3 separate regions of the Homo sapiens genome follow, and all the other regions are linked to region 2. Evidence: chromatin contacts called from ENCODE Hi-C or POLR2A ChIA-PET data. All regions are on one chromosome and are shown on one strand. Each heading gives the region's core, a stretch centred on a gene start or an enhancer-like site at or near the end of the contact. The rest is flanking DNA. Distances are from core to core; before and after follow the strand shown. Region 1 overlaps GRID2IP (Grid2 interacting protein). Region 2 holds the start of CYTH3 (cytohesin 3). Region 3 has its middle 12 kb from the start of EIF2AK1.

What was found. A loop is a pair of places that touch in the nucleus more often than their neighbours do. ChIA-PET counts read pairs that join two places held with the same protein, here RNA polymerase II (POLR2A). Pooled maps may share reads with other maps.
Region 1: a loop to region 2 is called in a pooled map, with 2.8 times the contacts of the local background. The contact joins the enhancer-like site here to the promoter of CYTH3 in region 2. A Hi-C loop is called at or near these places in 3 of 168 maps with a recorded cell type or tissue (CD4-positive, alpha-beta T cell and naive thymus-derived CD4-positive, alpha-beta T cell) and 8 of 50 pooled maps.
Region 3: a loop to region 2 is called in a pooled map, with 2.4 times the contacts of the local background. The contact joins the enhancer-like site here to the promoter of CYTH3 in region 2. A Hi-C loop is called at or near these places in 2 of 168 maps with a recorded cell type or tissue (B cell and naive thymus-derived CD4-positive, alpha-beta T cell), 2 of 37 single-sample maps with no recorded cell type and 13 of 50 pooled maps. POLR2A ChIA-PET finds 5 or more read pairs at or near these places in 4 of 52 experiments (AG04450, H1, PC-9 and 1 more).

What each region holds. Positions count from the first base shown.
Region 1 is chr7:6,515,175-6,517,945 of GRCh38, reverse strand. All of the region lies in intron 7 of GRID2IP (Grid2 interacting protein), which reads left to right. LOC101927325 (a long non-coding RNA gene) reads right to left here. Exons shown (of 5, transcript XR_007060200.1): 5 at 911-1,540. Among named protein-coding and RNA genes, the nearest start is that of KDELR2, 32 kb to the right of the region's middle. Within about 2 kb of position 1,410, at least 2 of the 41 ENCODE cell types and tissues checked have a DNase peak (open chromatin) inside an H3K27ac peak, as active enhancers do.
Region 2 is chr7:6,270,921-6,273,938 of GRCh38, reverse strand. CYTH3 (cytohesin 3) reads left to right here and starts at 1,315. Exons shown (of 13, transcript NM_004227.4): 1 at 1,315-1,465. The coding sequence starts at 1,432. RefSeq lists silencers at 1,088-1,447, 1,768-1,937 and enhancers at 1,256-1,977, 1,978-2,700.
Region 3 is chr7:6,070,288-6,073,042 of GRCh38, reverse strand. No RefSeq gene overlaps it. Among named protein-coding and RNA genes, the nearest start is that of EIF2AK1, 12 kb to the right of the region's middle. Within about 2 kb of position 1,487, at least 2 of the 41 ENCODE cell types and tissues checked have a DNase peak (open chromatin) inside an H3K27ac peak, as active enhancers do; they include B cell, where a contact is called at or near this core.

The DNA of each region.
Region 1 (2,771 bases), core at 161-2,660, 240 kb before region 2:
GTATATTTTATTTTATTTATTTATTTATTTATTTATTTATTTTGAAGCAGAGTTTTGCTCTGTCGCCCAGGCTGGAGTTCAGTGGCATGATCTTGGCTCACTTCAACCTCTGCCTTCCCGGTTCAAGTGTGTCTCCTGCCTCAGCCTCCTGAGTAGCTGGGATTACAGGCGCCCACCACCATGCCTGGCTAATTTTTGTACTTTTAGTAGAGATGGGGTTTCACCATGTTGGCCAGGCTGGTCTCGAACTCCTGACTCAGGTGATCCCCCTGCCTCAGCCTGCCAAAGTGCTGGGATGACTTGTGAGCCACGACGGCTGGACACCTTTGTATATTTTAGATGCTGATTTCTCCTTGATTTTGAACATTGTAAATTTCTCTCCCATTTGTTACTTCTGTTATTAGGTCTGTTGTGTCTAATATGAATGTGTCTAAGTTGGGCTTCCTTGAATAGATAACCTTGATTTTGCATAATCAAACTCACCACATTTTTGGTCTTATAGTTTTGTGTAGGGTCCAGCCCTACAGGGCCTGTGGGTTTTTCTCTTCGTGTGCGGAGATGAGAGATCGTAGAAATAAAGACACAAGACGGCTGGGCGCGGTGGCTCATGCCTGTAATCCCAGCACCTTGGGAGGCTGAGATGGGCAGATCACGAGGTCAGGAGATCGAGACCATCCTGGCTAACATGGTGAAACCCCGTCTCTACTAAAAATACAAAAAAAAAATAGCCGGGCGTGGTGGCAGGCGCCTGTAGTCCCAGCTACTCGGGAGGCTGAGGCAGGAGAATGGTGTGAACCTGGGAGGCGGAGCTTGCAGTGAGACGAGATTGTGCCACTGCACTCCAGCCTGGGTGACAGAGCCAGACTGTCTCAAAAAAAAAAAAAAGAAAGAAAGACACAAGACAAAGAGATAGAAGAAAAGACAGCTGGGCCCGGGGGACCACTACCACCAAGACGCGGAGACCAGTAGTGGCCCCGAATGCCTGGCCGTGCTGTTATTTATTGTGTACAAGGCAAAGGGGCAGGGTATGGAGTGAGAGTCATCTCCAATGATAGGTAAGGTCATGTGAGTCACGTGTCCGCCAGACAGGGGGCCCTTCCCTATTTGGTAGCTGAGGCGGAGAGAAAGAGGGGACAGCTTACGTAATTATTTCTTCTATGCATTTTAAAGACTTTAGTACTTTCACTAATTCTGCTGCTGCTATCTAGAAGGTGGAGCCGAGTGCACAGGGCAGAACATGAATGCGGACCAGGAGCGTGACCACTGAAGCACAGCATCACAGGGACAGCGTTAGGCCTCTGGGTGGCTGCGGGCGGGCAAGCAGTGGTGGAGCAGAGTCTTCTTTAACTCCACCAGGAAAGGGAGACTCCCTTTCCCGGTCTGCTAAGCAACGGGTGCCTTCCCAGGCACTGGCGTTACCAGTAGACCAGGGAGCCCTCTAGTGGCCCTGTCCAGGCATAACGGAGGGCTCACACTCTTGTCTTTTGGTCACTTCTCACCGTGTCCCTTCAGCTCCTATCTCTGTATGGCCTGGTTTCTCCTAGGTTATAATTGTAGGACAAAGATTATTATAATATTGGAATAAACAGTAATGCTACAAACTAATTATTAATAATATTCATATACATATCTATAATCTATTTCTAGTATAACTATTCTTATTCTATGTATTTTCTTTATTATATTGGAACAGCTTGTGCCCTCGGTCTCTTGCCTTGGCATCTGGGTGGCTTGCCGCCCACAGTTTTGGCTTTTGAAATTTTAAGCTCTTCCCTGCTTCTAGGTCAAAAGATATTCTCCTACTTTATTTTTATTTATTTATTTATTTATTTTTTATTATTATTATTTTGAGACGGGGTCTTGCTCTGTCACCCAGGCTGGAGTGCAATGGCGCGATCTCAGCTCACTGCAACCTCCACCTCCCGGGTTCAAGCGATTCTGCTGCCTCAGCCTCCCGAGTAGCTGGGATTACAGGCACACACCACCACGCCTGGCTGATTTTTGTATTTTTAGTAGAGAGGGGGTTTCACCACGTTGGCCAGACTGGTCTCGAACTCCTGAGCTCGTGATCCACCCACCTCAGCCTCCCAAAGTGCTAGGATTACAGGCGTGAGCCACCACCCCCAGCCTATTTTTATTTTTGTTTATTTATTTATTTTTTTGAGACAGAGTCTCGCTCTGTGGCCCAGGATGGAGTGTAGTGGCGCAATCTTGGCTCGGTGCAACCTCCGCCTCCCCGAGCTCAGGCGAGGCGATTCTCCTGCCTCAGCCTCCTGAGTAGCTGGGATTACAGGTGCACACCAACATGCCTACCACATTTTTGTATTTTTTTGTAGAAACAGGGTTTACCATGTTGGCTAAGCTGATCTTGAGCTCCCGACCTCAGATGATTCGCCTGCCTCAGCCTCCCAAAGTGCTGGGATTATAGGCATGAGCCACCATGCCTGGCCTGCTCTATATGTTTTTTGGTTTTTTGGGTTTTTTTGAGACAGAGTCTTGCTCTGTCACCCAGGCTGGAGTGCAGTGGCGCAATCTCAGCTCACTACAACCTCCGCCTCCCAGTCTAAGCGATTCTCCTACTTCAGCCTCCTGAGTAGCTGGGACTGAGGGTACATGCCACCACGCCCAGCTAATTTTTGTATTTTTAGTAGAGAGGGGGTTTCACTATGTTGGCCAGACTGGTCTTGAACTCCCGATCTGAGGTGATCCAACCGCCTCGGCCTCCCACAGTGCTGGGATTACAGGCGTGAGCCGCCACGCCAGGCCTGCTC
Region 2 (3,018 bases), core at 66-2,565:
AGGTTATTAGAAGATTGAACTTTGAAATCATCCCGCAACCTTGAACCAAAAGGTGAAATTGTCCACTTTGATAGATGACAACGGAAGGATCCTTTGGTTCAATGGACAGCTTGTAAATATAAAACAGTTGCTGGAAAATTATATTAGAGATGAGCTATCTCCTCCATTACAATGTTTGCTTTTCTTTAATGCGATTGAGTTCCAACAGAAAGGCTTGGGAGGGGCCACAAGCAATGCTTCAGGAGTTACTGGAAGAGAGATATGGGGAGTGAGAGAGGAGATCCATCGATGTGGAGCAGGGGCCAGGGGAGGCCTTCTGCCCAGGAGGCCTGTGCTGAGGACCCTGGCTGTGCCCAAGGGAAACTGAATTCAGAGCTCCTCCTGCATCATAAATCCAGGACAGCTGGCAGCTCTCCAAGGAAGACTGGCGCTAAACTCCAAGGGCATCAGCCGCCAGATTGGCCAACCCCTACAATGCCCTTTGAGAGCTGAGCCCCAGGTGTGTTGAATCGGGATTCCGTTCCAACCTCATGACCACATTCATTTACAAGCCCTGCATTTTGTTAATTTAAAAATGCACTCACCAGGAGGGAAGGAGGAGAGGCTCCATTAAATATAAGACAGCTGAAAGGCTGGAATTCTTCTGACATGCATGTCTTAGGAAGGAGAAGGCCTGACCTTGTTCTTTTTTTTTTTGAGACAGGGTCTCACTCTGTCACCCAGACTGGAGTGCAGTGGTGCAATAATAACTCACTGCAGCCTCTACCTACTGGGCTCAAGTGACGTGACCTCCCACCTCAGCCTCCCCAGTAGCTGGAACTACAGGCACATGCCACCATGCCTGGGTCGCTATGTTATCGGGGCTGGTCTCCAACTTTTGTTCTCCAGCGATCCTCCCACCTCAGCCTCTCAAAGTATTGGAATACAGGTGTGAGCCACCGAGCCTGGCCAGGCCTGACTTCTGAATGCATTCGTTTCTTGATCTTTTACCCCGAGTGCACGTGCAAGTTGCACCCCTGGCCACTGGGTTTTGCAGAGTGTGGCGTTCCAGTGTCCGGGGCCCCACGCCCGTCCGCAGGCTACTGGAATGCTGAGGGCGAGGAGGCTTCGCTCCACGCACACCGGATCGGCCTGCACTTCAGGGGCCAGGTCTACAGCCTTCCCCAGCGCAGACGCCGCCGGCCCGGCCGGTTCCCGAGGGCGGGGCTGCGCGGCCTCACGCCCCGCCCACCGCGGGCAGAGGCGGGGCATGGGTCACGTGACGGCACGCCGACCAGCGAGGCCCCGCCCGGCGGGAGGAGGCCCGGCCGCGACCCGGGCCGCGCGCTGAGGAGCCGCCCGGTCGCCTGCGCGCTCCCTCCGGCGGCGTCCCCAGCCCGCGGCCCCTCTGCTGCCGGCCCCCGGCTCGCCGGCTGCGGGAGTGGCCTCAAGATGGATGAAGACGGCGGCGGCGAGGGTGGTGGCGGTGAGTGTCGGAGGTGTGGTGGGCTCGCCGGCGGCCTGGGGTCGGGGGCCGGGGGCTGGGGGTCGAGGGCGCGGCGCTGGGCCGGGGTTCGCCGGAGGAGACGGGGTCGGGGGCAGCGGCAGCGGCGTCCGCTGGAGGCCTGAGGCACGCCGGGCCAGGGCCGAGGCTGGGTCTCCGGGGGCCGAGGGAGGGGGCGGGCCGGGGTCGCCGTTCGGCGCTGGCGAGGGTCTGGGTACCAGGCCGGGGCTGCCGCGGGCTGGGGTCGCCCCGGAGTCTCGGGCCGGGGTTTGGGTGTCGCTCCTCTGGGGCGGGGGACCTTGCGGGGCGACCTTCCCCGCATCTTGTCGCCAAGGGCGTTCATGCCCTCCGGAGCCCGGCGTTTCGGACGCCCCCTTTCAGCTCAGGTGGGCGGAAGCGGCTGAGCCGGTGGGAAACCGGGAGGGGAAAGTTTTGCACTGGAGGCTCCTCGAGTGTACAGGACGGGAGGGCAGGGGAAACGGTTGGAAAGCGTGACAGTCTGCTTGGCTTTGGGTCAGAAACGGTCGCTGGATTTGCTCGAACGGGGAGGGGGCCAGCTGGAGTTCAGTTCAGGGTAGACGTTTTAGGAAACGGCAGACGCGACAGATTGAGCAAAAAACTCCGTGGAGCCGAGGGTGGGAGACACGAGCTGCACCCAGCACAGAGGCAAGACCGGAGAGCCAGGTGTGCCCGGAGCCAGGTGTGCTCCCGAGTGGGTCGGGTCGATGCGCGTCGTGGCCCAGGTGGTCTGTGTCTGACGTTCGGTTTCCTCTTGCTGGAGGAATCGTGTTTGTTGGAAATTATTTAGTGGAATACAAATGACTGCTGGGTCATGCTGGGAATTAGATTTTAAAAACAGAGGAACGTGCCTCTGTATGGAGTGGGTGTTCGCTTTGGAAAGCAAAGGGTTAATGCCCGTGTTTTTACAGGAACAGCCGAAGTTGAGGTTCTCTAGACTTTTTTTTTTTTTCCTGAAGATCTCCTTTGAGCTGACAGAGAAATCATCAGAATCATCAGAACCCCATGTAATAAGGGAGCAGTTTAGAGAAATCTTAATTACAGGCTGCCGGTGCAGCTGCCTGTAAGAATCAGCAGTATTGAATGCTTCAGGATGAAGTGGTTCATCATCAAGGTGCCTTCCAGAATTCAAGTGCTGCTCAGAGGGAGATGTTTTTTTGCTGAAAGACGCGATGCAGCCAGGATGGTGGGAAGTTGGCACCCGTCATGGCATTTGGCGAGTTCAGTTCTTATAGTTGAAGCTAGGGGTAGCACTGTGGCACCGAGTGGGTGTGTTGATGGGAGCGCTGTGGAACGAAGGCGCCCAGTTGCGAACCCTCCTACAGTCAGGCTGTCTGGAGCCATGAGATCCTAAGGAATGGGTTCCCGGTGGATGTCGTGTTTCCTGCCTGTCACAATTTGGGCATAGCTGTTTTCCCTTGTTAGAAAAGAAAGACAACTGTAATATGCAGACGTTGGACATTAGCGTCAAGGCAGCTAGCTGGCTTGGCAGTTTTGTTTGTAAGGTGCTTTGGGCT
Region 3 (2,755 bases), core at 238-2,737, 200 kb after region 2:
TATAGTGGCACAGTCTCAGCTCACTGCAACCTCCGCCTTCCGGGTTCAAGCAATTCTCCTGCCTCAGCCTCCCTAGCAGCTGGGACTACAGGCGTGTGCCACCACGCCCAGCTAATTTTTGTATTTTTAGTAGAGATGGGGTTTCACCATGCTGGCCAGGCTGGTCTCAAACTCCTGACCTCAGGTGATCTGTCCGCCTTAGCCTCTCAAAGTGCTGGGATTACACTTTGAGCGTGAACCACTGCACACGGCTCACTAGTTAAATCTTTCCTTCCTGTTCCCATAACCTTATGCTCTGCTAGCCTAGAGGTCTTAGTTCCAAAGAGAGCAATGCCTCCACCAGGAGACATGCTATGGTTTGACTATTTGTCCCCTCCAAAACACAAGTTGAAATTTAATCCCCAATGTGGCAGTATTTAGAGGTGGGGCCTTTAAGAGTTGATAGAGTCATGGCCAGGTGCGGTGGCTCATGCCTGTAGTCCCAGCACTTTGGGAGGCTGAGGCAGGTGGATCACGAGGTCAGGAGATCGAGACCATCCTGGCTAACACGGTGAAACCCCATCTGTACTAAAAATACAAAAAATTAGCTGGGCGTAGTGATAGGCGCCTGTAGTCCCAGCTACTTGGGAGGCTGAGGCAGGAGAATGGCGTGAACCCTGGAGGCGGAGCTTGCAGTGAGCTGAGACCATGCCACTGTACTCCAGCCTGGGCGACAGAGCAAGACTCCGTCTCAAAAAAAAAAAAAAAAGAAGGTGATTCAGTCATGAGGGCTCTGCCCTTATGAATGAATTAATCTGTCCTTGGATTAATAAATTAATGGGTTAGGGCCGGGTGCAGTGACTTATGTCTGTAATCCCAGCACTTTGGAAGGCCAAGGTGGGCAGATCTCCCGAGGTTGGGAGTTCAGGAGGAGCCTGATCAACATGGAGAAACCCCGTCTCTACTAAAAATACAAAATTAGCCAGGCTTCGTGGCACATGCCTGTAATCCCAGCTACTTGGGAGGCTGAGGCAGGAGAATCACTTGAACTGGGGAGGCAGAGATTGCCGTCAGCCGAGATCGCGCCATTGCACTCCAGTCTGGGCAACAAGAGTGAAACTCCATCTTAAAATAATAATAATAATAATTAATTAATGGGTTAATGGATTAAGGAGTTATCATGGGAATGGGATTGGTGGCTATAAAGCTGTATAAATAAAAGGAGGAGAGGTGTGAGCTAGCATGCTGAGCCCCCTGGCCATGTGATGTCCTACACCACCTCGGGACTTTGCAGAGTCCTATCAGAAAGAAGGGCCTCACCAGATGCAGCCCTTTGACCTTGGACTTTTCAGCCCCCATAACTGCAAGAAATAATTTCTTTCTTTATAAATTACCCAGTTTCAGGTATTCTGTCATAAGCAACAGAAAATGGACTGACAACAGTGATTTCATTGAACTGACTTTTCAGTGCCACCTGGCCACTTTCAGTTCCTCTTGCCTCTGAATCAACAGGCAAAGAAAGACGTTACTGGGCTGACTTGGGTGATTAATCCTGACTACCAAAGAGAAATTGGACTGCTACTCCACAATGGAGCTAGGAAAGGGTATGTCTGAAATACAGGAGAGCGCTTAGGGTATCTCTTAGTATCAGAATGCCCTATGATTAGAGTCAATGGAAAACTGCAACAACCCAATCTTGGCAGGACTATGAATGGCCCAGGAAAGGAGGTTTGGTTCGCCACACCAGGTGACCCATGGCCAGCTGAGGTGTTTGTTGAGGAGAACGGGAATACGGAATGTGTGGTGGAAGAAGATGGTTATAAACACCAGCTACGACCCATCACCAGTTGCAGAACCGAGAGCTGCAATTGCCGTTGATGTTTCTTTTTGTTTTGTGATGGATGTGTGTGTGTGTGTGTGTGTATCACAAATGTCTTTGTTTTCATTCCCCACTTATCCTCTTATGTAACAAAAGATATATTGACTTTATATCATAGTATTTCAATATTGTTAACCTTATAGCATACTATTTAAGTTATGAGATACCAAGGAGAAGCATAAACATCACCCAAGAAACTTACATCCTCTTCTGGGAAAGAGATTAGTGCGGTTTTCATTGTATACGAGATAGTTGTATCACGTCAAGTGGATAGTTGTATCATGGTTGAAAAAGATGCATATAGTCTGGGTGCAGTGGCTCACACCTATAATCCCAGCACTTTGGGAGGCCAAGACAGGCGGATCACCTGAGGTCAGGAGTTCCAGAGCAGCCTGGCCAAAATGGTGAAACCCCGTTTCTACCAAAAATACAAAAATTATCTGGGCTTGGTGGTGCACAACTGTAGTTCCAGCTACTTGGGAGGCTGAAGCAGGAGAATCATTTGAGCCTGGGAGGTAGGCGCAGGTTGCAGTGAGCCGAGATTGCACCACTGCACTCCGGCCTGGCCAACAGAGCAAGACTCTGTCTCAAAAAACAAACAAACAAAATAAATAAATAAAAATTAAAAATGCGCATGGATGCTGTTGACAAGGGGTGAACTTGCCAAAGTTATTTTTTTTTTCTTTTGAGACAGAGTTTCACTCTTGTTGCCCAGGCTGGAGTGCAAAGGCATGATCTCGGCTCACCGCAACCTCCGCCTCCTGGGTTCAAGCGATTCTCCTGCCTCAGCCTCCCAAGTCGCTGGGATTACAGGCATGTGCCACCATGCCCAGCTAATTTTGTATTTTCAGTAGAGACGGGGTTTCTCCATGTTGGTCAGGCTGATCTCATACTCCC